2 separate regions of the Homo sapiens genome follow, and region 1 is linked to region 2. The links are chromatin loops, found by intact Hi-C in ENCODE. Cell type or tissue: breast epithelium. All regions are shown on one strand. Each heading gives the region's core, and the rest is flanking DNA. Links, peaks and the distances in the headings are about the cores only.

Region 1 (6,180 bases), core at 772-5,771, 460 kb after region 2:
GCAAAGTGACCACCTAGCTGACAGAGTTGTTAACGAAAGAACATATTGCCTGTGGAAAAGTCTTATGCTCTGTATCTTTTATCCTAAAATTTGTATATACATAAACCAGAACACTGGAAATGTTTAATTCGTTTGGATAGCATAGAACAGGATTTTAAAAACTTGTTATTTAGTTTGTTGTCTTGTATGATAGAAGTATATTATTATCTCCAGGTTACCTAATTAGGTTATAAAGCAACTTATTAATGATTTTATTTTTCTTGCAAAGAGACATTTTCCTGTATGTATTATAGTAAACTATTATATTATAGTTTACTACATTTAACAAGGCAAACCTCAAATATTGACTTTTTAAGATCTATTTTTTTTCAAATATCGACATCTCTGAGCCCATAGGATCTTGAAGCAGTAATATTAGAAATGAGAATTTAAAACAGAAACAGAGTATTCCATCGTAACTCCACTTAGTTATGTTTTACCTTGATGCTCCACATGATTTCAAGATATTTTGTTCATTACCTTCATAGAAATATTCATGTTAGTATTAAATTTTATCATCATTTTCCAAAGAGCAAGTGCTAGTATAAGTTATAGAAATACAGTATCTCATTTTTTGTGTGTTTATAAAATGTACTTGAAATTTTGTCAGGTATATAGAAACAATACACATGAAATAAAATAATAGATACTTGCAATTTCAACTATATAATATGGTTTCATATTTAAGTTGAAATTGCTCACAGAGTAAACAATACCAAAAACTAGCTAACTTTTATTTCTGCTAAATTTTTTGCATAATATAAATAGTTGAAACATATTTTTGTAACACTAAAATGTACAGCAGAATGACAAAGTGGGTAAGTTTTCATTCTATTTGATTTTCTTCTCTGAGAAGTACATTCATTGAATTTGCAATTTATTTGTAGCTATTATTGGTGAAATGTGTTCAGTGTTGAATTCCTATAAGACAACAAAATATGTTTTGTAATAAGCAAGCAGACTTTATTATACCTATTCCACTATGAAAGAACACTACCTATACAAAGCCTTGGTGTATCCTCTATAGAAAAAAGTCACAAGAAGATATTTATGATTCCAGAGCTTGGCCTGGGTTATTTTAAAGCAGCCTTTGCACTGTGGTAAAATGGTGGGGCTTATGTACAGTTTATATCATAATAGCTTAGGATTAGTGTGCACAGCAAGGTTAGGCTCTTGAAGCAAGTGTTGAAGGGCAAGTTCTAGTCTTGCTAGCTATTTTTGTGGGTTCACAGATGTCTCATCCTGCGGGAGCAAATATTTCCTGGATCGAATACTTATTTTTTTTTAGTTTTCACCATAAATTGACATAGGAACAAAGAAGCATGTCCTGTACCAGTTCCAAGATGTGTGCTAAGAAAACAGAAATTTCTTTTGTACATATGAAGTGAAGGGATTTAGATTTCTGGTTCTTATATACTGTGATGTTTGTTGTCTTAATAAATAAATAAATAAATAAAAAACCCAGAAGAAAAACCTTATTGCTTGAATCAAATTACTCAGAAAATGAACATTTTATAACAAACTGGCAATAGGAAGCTGGGTAGTACTCATAATAAAATTATGATCAAATTGTACCTAGTAGGATCTGTTATGGGCTGATATTTCTGTCCTACCCAAACTCACATGTGGTTGGCCTAACCCCCACAGTAATGCTATTAGGAGGTAGGGCCTTTAAAGGTAATGAGGTTTAGATGAAGTCATTAGAGTTGTCAGAGACGAAATGCAAACACAAGCTATGGTGTTTATAAGCAAGAAACTGTTACAAGTAATAATTTAAAAATATACAACAATAGGTTACAGTGGTTATAAGTAATTTAGTTTGTCAAAATGAGTAGGAGTAGGCCAAAGTTACATTTTACACAATATTTTATTCATAAAAAGGAAAATAGTATTTGAATACAGCATACCTTGGTCATTTTATTAAATACAAGACACATTTTATTTTCATTTTATTTTATTCTTATTTATTTTTATTTGCCATGTCATATATTGAAATAAATAATTCATAATATATTTTTATGTGTACATCTATGGGCATTGAACATTGTATTTCTTTAAATTTATTACTTTAAAATATTATAAACCTAGGCACATAGAGTTGATGATCTTTCAATACTTTATTTTTATAGAATTTATTTTTTCTTTTATAATTATCCATTATTTATAAAATTTGATATAATCCTTATCTATCTTTGCATGTATTTGTTTGTAACATTTTCTTAGAAATTGAAAAGTTATTCACAAATTATCATTAATTAATCAATAACATTAGTCTATTGCCTTAAAGTTGTCCAAGTAAATGTAAATGACGAGTTAATGGGTGCAGCACACCAACATGGCACATGTGTACATATGTAACAAACCTCCACATTGTGCACATGTACCCTAGAACTTAAAGTATAAAAAAAAAGTCTAAGCTAACACAGGAAGCCTTTTCTGATTTGTAGCTGTACAAGAATTCACAAGATTAAACCTCAGTAGAAGATACCACTTATTGAAATTTCATTTAATCAATCTTGTACTTTGGCCATCCTAAATCATTTTTAAAATTACTTATAACTTACTGTACCACTAACATATAATTTTTAAGTGTAAAATATGAGAAATTAAACCCAAGTCCTATTTATGTAAAAATACTATGCTAAAATTATTTTTACATGGTACTGAAGTCAAGAAGGCATAGGGTTACTTGTAAGCTAAAATTAATCCACCCTAATTAGTTAAAGGAGCCATCAAAATACTAGGGATAGCATAGAAACTCGTTTTAATATAAATTATTCTCTGCATTCATATGCCAAAATTTAAAGATATTTAAATCTATGTCATGAGTCTACTTTTCTAAAACCTAAGCTGTTTCCAAACTCTTGCATTCACTTTTTTATTCTGTTACAATTTTGCAAGAAGAAACATGAAAAAGGAGTACATTTCTAATTTTTTTTCTATTTTTTTGTCTTTTGCTTATTTGTACAAATTTATGAAGTACATGAGAAATTTTGTTACGTGCATATAGTGTGTTGTGATCAAGGCAGGGTATTTGGCGTGTCTGTCACCTGAGAACAATACATTTTTGTTAGGTATAGTCACCCTACTCTGCTATCATACATTGAATTTAATCCTTCTATCTTACTGAGAGTTTTACCCTTTAACTCAGTTTGCTTCCTTGTTCTCCATATCTCCCACTCACCCTTTACAGTCTCTGTTATCTGTCTTTCAACTCTCTACCTCCATATAATGAATTTTCTTAACTCCCACATAAAAGTGAGAACATGTGATATTTGTCTTTTAGTGCCTGGCTTATTTCACTTAAGATAATGACCTCCAGTTCCATACATGTTGCTATAAATGGCATGATTTTATTCTTTCTTATGGCCAAGTAGCATTCTATTGTGTATATATACCACATTTTCTTTATTCATTAACCCATTGATGGGCACGTAGGTTGATTCCATATCTTTGCTATTATAAATAGTGCTGCAATAAACATGTGAATGCAAGTATCCTTTGATATACTGATTTCTTTTCCTTTGGGTAGATATCCAGTAGTAGAATTGCTGGATCAAATGGTAATTCTACTTTTAGTTTTTTGAGAAATCTCCACATTGTTTTCCATAGTGGCTTTACTAGTTTACCTTCCAACAAACACTATGTAAGTTTCATTTTCTCCTCATTCACACCATCATGTTATTTTTTGTCTTCTTAAATAGTCATTCTGACTGGGATAAGATAGTATTTCATTATGGTTTTGATTTATATTTCTCTGATGATTAATGATGTTGAGCATTTTAGCATATACCTGTTGGGCCATTTGTATGTTTTCTTTAGAGAAATACCTAGTCATGTCCTTCGCCCACTTTTTAATGGGATTAGTTTTTTCTTGTTGAGTTGTTTTTTGTTTCCTGTACATTCTGCGTATTTGTCCTCTCTTGCATAAATAATTTGCTAATATTTCTCCCATTAAGCAGATTTTCTTTTCACTTTGTTGATTTTTTTCCTTTGTTGTGCAGAAGCTTTTTAATTTGATATAGTCCCATTTGTCTTTTTATTGTTGTTGCCTGTGCTTTTGATGTCTTAGTCATAAATCCTTTGCTTAGACCACTCTTTATGAGAACTTTCTCTAGGTTTTCTTCTAGTGTTTTTATATTAATAGTTTTGCAACTTACATTTGTGTATTTAATTCATTTTGGGTTGATTTTTGTATATGGTGACAGATAGGAGTCTAGTTTCATTCTTCTGCATGTGGCTATCCAATTTTCCCAGCACCATTTATTGAAGAGGGTGTCCTTTCCCAAGTGTAAGTTCTTGTTGACTTTCTTAAAGATCAGTTAGCAGTAAATACGTGGCTTTATTTCTGGCCTCTCTATTCTGTTCCATTGGCCTATATATCTATCTTTAGAGAAATACCGTGCTGCTTGGGTTAAGTCAGGTAATGTGATACCTCCAGTTTTGTTCTTTTTGATCAGGATTGCTTTGACATTTGGGCTCTTTTTTGGTTTGATGTTTTATATATATTTTAGAATTGTTTATCCAATTCTGTGAAAAAATGACTTTGGTAATTTGAAAGAGATTGTGTTTAGCCTATAGAATGATTTGAGCAATGCGGTCATTTTAATGATATTAATTCTTCTGATCTGTGAGCATGGGATTTTTTTTATTTGTTTGTGTTATCTTCAATTTCTTTCATTAGTGTTTTGTAATTTTCCCTGTAGAGATCTTTCACTTCCTTAGTTACATTTATTCCTAGTTTTCTTTTTAGTCACTGTAAATAAAATGGACTACTTGTTTTTTTTTCTCAACTAGATTGTTATTAGCATATAGAAACAAGAAACACTGCTGACTTTTGTATATTGATTTCATGTCCTGCAACTTTATTTATCAAACCTACTGTTTTTTTTGTTGAGTCTTTTGGTTTTTCTAGATATAAGACTATATAATCAGTAAACAGGAGAAACTTGACTTCTTCTTTACCAATTTGGAGGCCTTTTATTTCTTTCTCTTTCCTGATTGTTCTGACTAAGACTTCCAATACTATGTTGAATATGAGATGTGATATTGAAGGGGAAAAAGTTTAAAGATTTTTATTTTTTATTTGTAATGCTTTAACTATTTATCTAGTTAAGCTATTCCTAACGTGTGTTCCAAATGAAAGAATAGTATCTTTATGATCAACTAATCCCAAATTTTCCCAAAAGGAGTGAAAAGGAGAGAAGAAAAATGAGAATTCATGAGAGCCAGCTTTACATATACATAAATTTAGTACTGTAGAGGTTAATTATTTTCCTTCTGTGGCAATGAAAAGACTCAGATACAAGAAACTATATATTTGACACACAGATGATCAAGAGTCATTGTAGATAGATAGAAACATAATTATAAAGTTTATGAACACCACTGGGCCCTTGTTAGAAATAGTCCCTTTGGTGAATAAAAAAAAAAAAATTTACTAAAAATAGTAGTCCTTTCAAAACTTTCCATTGGAGATCTTCTATACATACATACATACATACATACATACATACATACATATATATATATATATAAAGTTAATGTTCAAAATAAAAGTGCGTAGAAAGGCAGCTAAGGTATTAGTATACAACAAAAGGAAACTGAGCCAAGAATGTAATTAATCATCTTCACTTATGTAATTCCAAAGCATCTAGTAACTAATATTATGTTTCTTATTCAGATTAAAACTGTTCTGGGCCAGGCACAGTGGCTCACACCTGTAATCCCAGCAATCTGGGAGACAGAGATGGGTGGATCACCTGAGGTCAGGAGTTCGAGACTAGCCTGGCCGACATGGTGAAACTCTGTCTCTACTAAAAACACAAAAATAAGTTGGGCATGGTGGTGCACATCTGTAATCCCAACTACTCAGGAGACTGAGGCAGGAGAATTGCTTGAACCTGGGAAGCAGAGGTTGCAGTGAGCCGAGATCACACCACTGCACTCCAGCCTGGGTGACAGAGTGAGAGTTTGTCTCAAAAAAAAATTATACTGTGTATCTTATGTGTTTCTATACTCTTTATGGCACCTCTTATAGTTTTATATATTAGGTAGGCTTACACATTTTAATTAAAGTCATAATTATAGTGTTAAATTTAATTAGTCACATGCTGCCATTTTTATTCATTCAATGAACAT
Region 2 (6,180 bases), core at 372-5,371:
GAATGAAACATGAAGTGTTCACGATCTCTGGCCTAGAGGAGCTTGCCGTGAGGGGTGAAGGAGAAGCGCCAAAAAAATTACAGTACCATATGGTTAGTGCTCAAACAGCTCAAACTTTTACTAAAGGGACAAAAACAATTAACTTTGATTGAAGGAATTTGAGGAGTTTTCTGTGAAAGCGATCACGAATGAAATTAGAAGTTTTCCAAGTGCAAAAGGTGGAGGTCTTTAACAGAAAGAAACCAGTATGCACAAAGGATATTTGTAAGTATTGTTAACACAGCACGGGCATTACAGACCAGAGAGTAATGAGTGGTTTGCAACGAGGAATTGACAGAGGTTTTTATTGTTGTGGTTGTTAGTATTGTAGTGTTAGTATTGTAGTTGTTTTAATTAAAGGATCCAGATGATCAGATTTGTTTAAAAAATGATTCCCTAGCTAAACAATTACTTTAGCATTTTTGTCTTTACTTTTTATTTAATTATACCAGCCACTCAGTGCTACTTCTTGCCAATCCCCTCACAGATCTCTATAGCACTTACCCTTCATGATCCTAACCACTCAGGGTATTGCCCTGTCTATAGGTACTTTCTTCCTTGATCACCATGTCTAACACATTTTACAAGCAATCTTTCTCTTTTCCTTAGACCCATGTGGACTGTCTTTTGTTTCAGTATTTCATTCTTCATTTAATTTCCTTTCCCTTTCCTTCCTTTTATTTAACTAGCAGCTTTGGGACTACATGTGTGTGGCTTTTCCTTAATTATAGATACCCTTGTGGATTATTTTATCCAGGTTTTAATCTTCATAATATGTTGTAAATAAGGCAAATAATATTATTTCTGCATTTTGAAAACCTCATTTGGAGGGCTGTCTCCATGAACTACCAATTTTGCTTTAGTGAAAAACAAAAAGGGTAAAAGTATATTTTCCTTACCCATACATTCCACTTCCAGCAGCACACTGAGTATCAAATAGGACTTATATATTGAAAATATAAGAGGAAGCAAGTCATAAAACGTGGCCAAACCACTATCAGAGAATCTTGACATATAATATAGATCATGTCATACTTGTCATACTTTCTAAAGGAATGGATGGTTTAACTTTTATATGTAACTAACACCATGCTCAGTAAACAGTTGTGTAATTGATTACTTAATCCTAAAATTGTATTAATGAAATAGTAATGATTTTCCCAGTTAAACATGCCACTAATCTTAATATTAGAATTTAACTTACCTAACAGTACATAGAGTATTCAATTATGCTGCTTGGAAGTCAGAATTTCATCCATAGATTATCAGAGGTTTGATAGTGTGTGTCCTTGAATCTCTATGTGCATGTTAATGTCTTATCAGAATTAATAAATATTTTTAACTGTACATGAGGTATATTTGGTTTGAAATACAGGGTTAACCATCTTACTATCTTATTCGTAATCAGATGGAACATAAAGTCATTCACCTAGAAAATACTAGTAAATGTGGATGTATGTTTTATACTCTAACACAGGTCATCTGCACGACCCATTTCTCAATGAACCTCTCTGTTCATGACCTGTTACTTTAGGATCTGAAAATGTTATGATCTTCCAACACCCACCTCTGAGATGACCTGACCCTTCACCTGAATGGGTGAAATTCTGTGCAGTGTTTTGAAATAGAATTAGCCCCTGACTTACAAATGACCATTATACTCATTTTATGCCTCTCTTGTAAAATGATCTCTGCAGAAACCATCTGCCATTGCAATGGAAGCCACCAAGGAAATAAACATACTGAATGTATGTTCACAGTAAGGAATCCTCTATCACTGCCTTGTCCTGGGTCACACTCAGGATGAAATTGATAGATGGCTGTATAAACCTATTTTGAAAATTTGGGATTCTACCCTGATCATTACTGGACATCATGCTACCTTCTTAGTGTACATCAAGGTGCTAGTTTTCCCAAAGAGCTGCAGCAGACACACAGAAATCAGCTTTAGCTACCTGGTTTCTCTTGTTGGATTGATATGGTCCTAGATCCTAAGCATAATGACCACTTGCTTTAGTAAACTGCTCTCTCATTCTCCCTAAAGTACCCAACACCGGCCAAAGTGAGGGTACAATAGTTATACGTAAATTTATAAAAATGGTCTTGGCAATCTAGCACTTGGCAATTTCAAACTGAAAGTTTGGGTATGAATAAGAGATGACTAAAAAATAGGTGAAGTTATAGCTATTGGAAGGGAATGCACTGACTTTGTAGTAATAACGGTGAACAAAAACCCCTGATCCTGTGGAGAGAATATTTTAGGTCCTAGGAAGTGCTGGGGATGAAGAGACATTAATGATTTTTGTCTTTAAAACACCCTTGAAACTGGATCCTCATCTCTCGCCTTATACAAAAAGGTGTTTTTACTATTTTTGTGCCCGTTAACCACCCATACACACCGCCCAAAACCCCCATTGACTGTCATAGCCTCTGGTAACCATCCTTCTACTCTCAATGTCCACGAGTTCAATTATTTTGATTTTTAAATCCTACAAATAAGTGAAAACATGTGATGTTTGTCTTTCTGTGTGACCTAGGATGTTTGTTTCATCTTTCAGCATCAATAAAATTGTGACAGATTAGCTGTTTGATTTACCAGTAGAAAAAAAAATCTTAGTCCTTCACAGGTTTTGACATAGAGATATGCCAAACTGCAAAAGAACTTATCTGCCTCCAAAATATGTTTTAATTCTATTCACTGTTTCCCTCTTTGCTACTACTTCCTATTCCAACCTTCATTTCATCTTTAAATTACTGCAAAATCTTTTATGCCCCACCCCATTTATATTCAAGAAAGCAAAATAAAATTTTTAAAACATAAATTAATTATGCTATTCCAGTTGTTGTAACCCCTTAATGATTTTTTCTCAAATGTAAATCATAACCCTCATGCTTTGCTATGACCTACAATGTTCTGTGCCATTTGGCTTTTGGCAGTCTTTACAAACTTGTAGCCTAGCTCTCTTCTCCTTGCTCACTATTTTACAGCAATATAAGCCTATGATAAGGTCCTTGAATACATGCAGGTTTTCTTTTTCACCAGGCCTTTTCAAATGATGCTATTATATCTGATAGCAAAAGATTTTCAAGTTAACTAAAAGGTGTATATTATCTCATCACCTAGATGGAATATCACATCTTTGGAGAGGCATCAACTAAGCATCCTACTGAAGCATATTACATTCTGTTCTTATTTGTTTCTTTAATAATGTGTATCACAGTGATTTTTTATATATTTACCTGCATATTAAAATGCTGTTTTTATTAAAATATAAGCATCATGATAACTTGGATTATATTTGTTTTACTCCTAGTTGTATCCAGAGATTAGCACTTTTATGGAGACAATTCTGTTACCACAAAGATTCATATGAAGACCTAACCTAAGTACCTAAGAATGTGTCTATATTTGAAGACAGGGCCATTAAAAGGTCATTGACTTAAAATGAAGCAGTTATGGTGGGTTCTAATCCAACCTTACCAGTGTCCTTATAGAAAATTTGGGTACCCAGAGAGACCCCAAAGATACAGGCAGAGAGGAAAGACCACTAAGGACACTGTGAGAAGGCAGCAGTCTGCAAGTGAAGGAGAGAGGCCTCTGGAGAAAACAAACTATATTAGTCTGCTCCCATGCTGCTAAAAAAGACATACCTGAAACTGAGTAATGTATAAAAGAGGTTAAATGGACTCACAGTTCCACATGGCTGGAGAAGCCTCACAATCATGGCAGAAGCGAATGAGGAACAAAGTCATGTCTTACGTGGTGGCAGGAAAAAGAACATATGCAGGAGAACTCCCCTTTATAAAACCATCAGATCTCATGAGACTTACTCTCATGAGAACAACATGGGGAAAAAAACCTCTTCACATTTCAAAACCAAGCATGCCTTCCCAACAGTCCCTAGAAGCCTTAACTTACTTCAGCATTAACTCAAAAGTCCACATTCCAAAGTCTTATCTGAGAGAAGTCTAATTCCTTTTACCTATGAGCCAGTAAAATCAAAAGCAAGTTAGTTACTTCCTAGATACAATGGGGGTGCAGGCATTGGGTAAATACAGGGAGAAATTGGCCAAAATGAAGGGGCTACAGGTCCCAAGCAAATCCAAAATCCAGCGAGGCAGGCAAGTCATAACCTCCAAAATGATCTCCTTTGACCCTGTGTCTCACATCCAGGGCACACTGATGCAAGAGGTGGGCTCCCACTGCCTCGGGCACCTCTACCCTTGTGGCTTTGCAGAGTACAGCTACCCACATGACTGCTTTCATGGGCTGGCCTTGAGTGTCTGTGACTTTTCCAGGCACATGGTGCAAGCTGTCAGTGGATCTACCATTCTAGGGCATGGAGGAAAGTGACCCTCTTCTCACAACTCCAGTAGGCAGTGCCCCAGTGGGTATTCTGTGTGCAGGCTCTGACCCCACATTTCTCTTCTGCACTGCCCTAGCAGAGGTTCTCCATGAGGGCTCTGCCCTTGCAGCAAACTTCTGCCTAGACATTAGGCATTTTCATACCTCCTCTGATAGGTAGGTGGAGGTTCCGAAACCTCAATTCTTGACTTTTGTGAGCCTACAGGCTCAATACCACATGGAAGTTGCCAAGGCTTGGGGCTTGCACCCTCTGGAGCCACCACCTGAGCTGTACCTTGGCCCCTTTTAGCCATGACTGGAGCAGCTGGGAAGCAGGGCACCAAGTTGCTAGGCTGCACATGCTAGGGGTGCCTGGGCCCAGCCAATGAAGCCATTTTTTCCTCATAGGCTTCAGGCCTGTGATGGGAGGGGCTGCCGCAAAGGTCTCTGACATGCTCTGGAGATATTTTCTCCATTGTCTTGGTGATACCCATTGGTATCCTTGTTACTTATGCAAATTTCTGCATCAGGCTTGAATTTCTCCCCAGAAAATTGGGTTTTCTTTTCTACTGAATCATCAGGCTGCAAATTTTCCAAACTTTTATGCTTTGCTTCCTCTTCAACATATTGCTGCTTAATAATTTCTTCGACCAAATACATTAAATCATGTCTCTCAAGTTCAAAGTTCCACAGATCTCTAGGGCTGGGGCAAAATACCGCCAGTGTCTATACAGCAAGAGTGACCTCTACTCCAGTTTCAACAAGTCCCTCATCTTCATCTGAGACCACATCAGCCTGGGCTTTATGGTACATATCACTATCAGCATGTCGGTCAAAACCATTCAACAAGTCTCTAGGAAGTTCCAAACTTTCCCACATCTTCCTGTCTTCTGAACCCTGTTCCAACCTCCACCTGTTACCCAGTTCCAAACTTACTTCCACATTTTTGGGTATCTTTACAGCAGCACCCCACTCTACCAGTACCAATTTATTGTAGTAGTCTGTTCTCATGCTGCTAATAAAGAAATACCCAAGACTGGGTAACTTATAAAGAAAAGAGGTTTAATTGACTCACAGTTCCACATGGCTGGGGAGGCCTCACAAGGGCAGAAGGCAAATGAGGAACAAGTCATGTCTTACATGGTGGCAGGCAAGATAGCATGTGCAGGGGAGCTCCCTTTTATAAAATCATCAGATCTCAAGAGACTTCCTCACTAACATGAGAACAACATAGGAAAATCCTACCCCCATGATTCAATTACCTCCCACCAGGATCATCCCATGACACAGATAAGTAAATATTACAATTCAAGGTGAGAGCCAAACCATATCACAAACCAAATCTTGATCTGACTTCTAGCTTCCAGAACTGTGGGAAAATAAATTTCCGGTGTTGAAGTCACCTAGTCTGTGACTTGTTACAACAGCCCTAGCAAATGAACATAACCATTATATTACAACATGATGCATCCTAAATTTATATTCATTAAACCAAGGCACTAACAAAAAACTATAAGCAGAAACTCATAAAACATCTATTCCCCAATGCTCATGTCTGAGCTACCGAGAAATGTTATTTTAGTGTTCATCATAGTGGAATAAGAAAGTAACTCTTTTCATTCAAAAATGTTACAGAGTCAACTTTGCAGAAAAAGGAAAAAAGAAGGAAGACAGATGATGTACTCTTTGTTGTTGACAATGCTAAAGATGGAGTCTATGAGATAGCACAGCTCTTGATAAATGACGATACAGTTTTTTCCATAGGATTTTTGAATGATGGGGCCTATAGTCAGTGA

Evidence for each region. A loop is a pair of places that touch in the nucleus more often than their neighbours do. Peaks named below come from ENCODE experiments on the same cell type or tissue, not always from the same donor. Only the 100,000 strongest peaks of a DNase experiment are listed, where the experiment ranks them.
Region 1: it touches region 2 in a loop (14-fold over the local background); 4 of 110 quality-filtered maps call a loop at or near these places.

What each region holds. Positions count from the first base shown.
Region 1 is chr13:69,840,081-69,846,260 of GRCh38, reverse strand. The region is part of intron 5 of KLHL1 (kelch like family member 1); the gene reads left to right. Among named protein-coding and RNA genes, the nearest start is that of KLHL1, 270 kb to the left of the region's middle. In breast epithelium, for the core only: no CTCF peak of the experiment used is centred there; no DNase peak of the experiment used is centred there.
Region 2 is chr13:70,304,386-70,310,565 of GRCh38, reverse strand. No RefSeq gene overlaps it. Among named protein-coding and RNA genes, the nearest start is that of KLHL1, 200 kb to the right of the region's middle. In breast epithelium, for the core only: no CTCF peak of the experiment used is centred there; no DNase peak of the experiment used is centred there.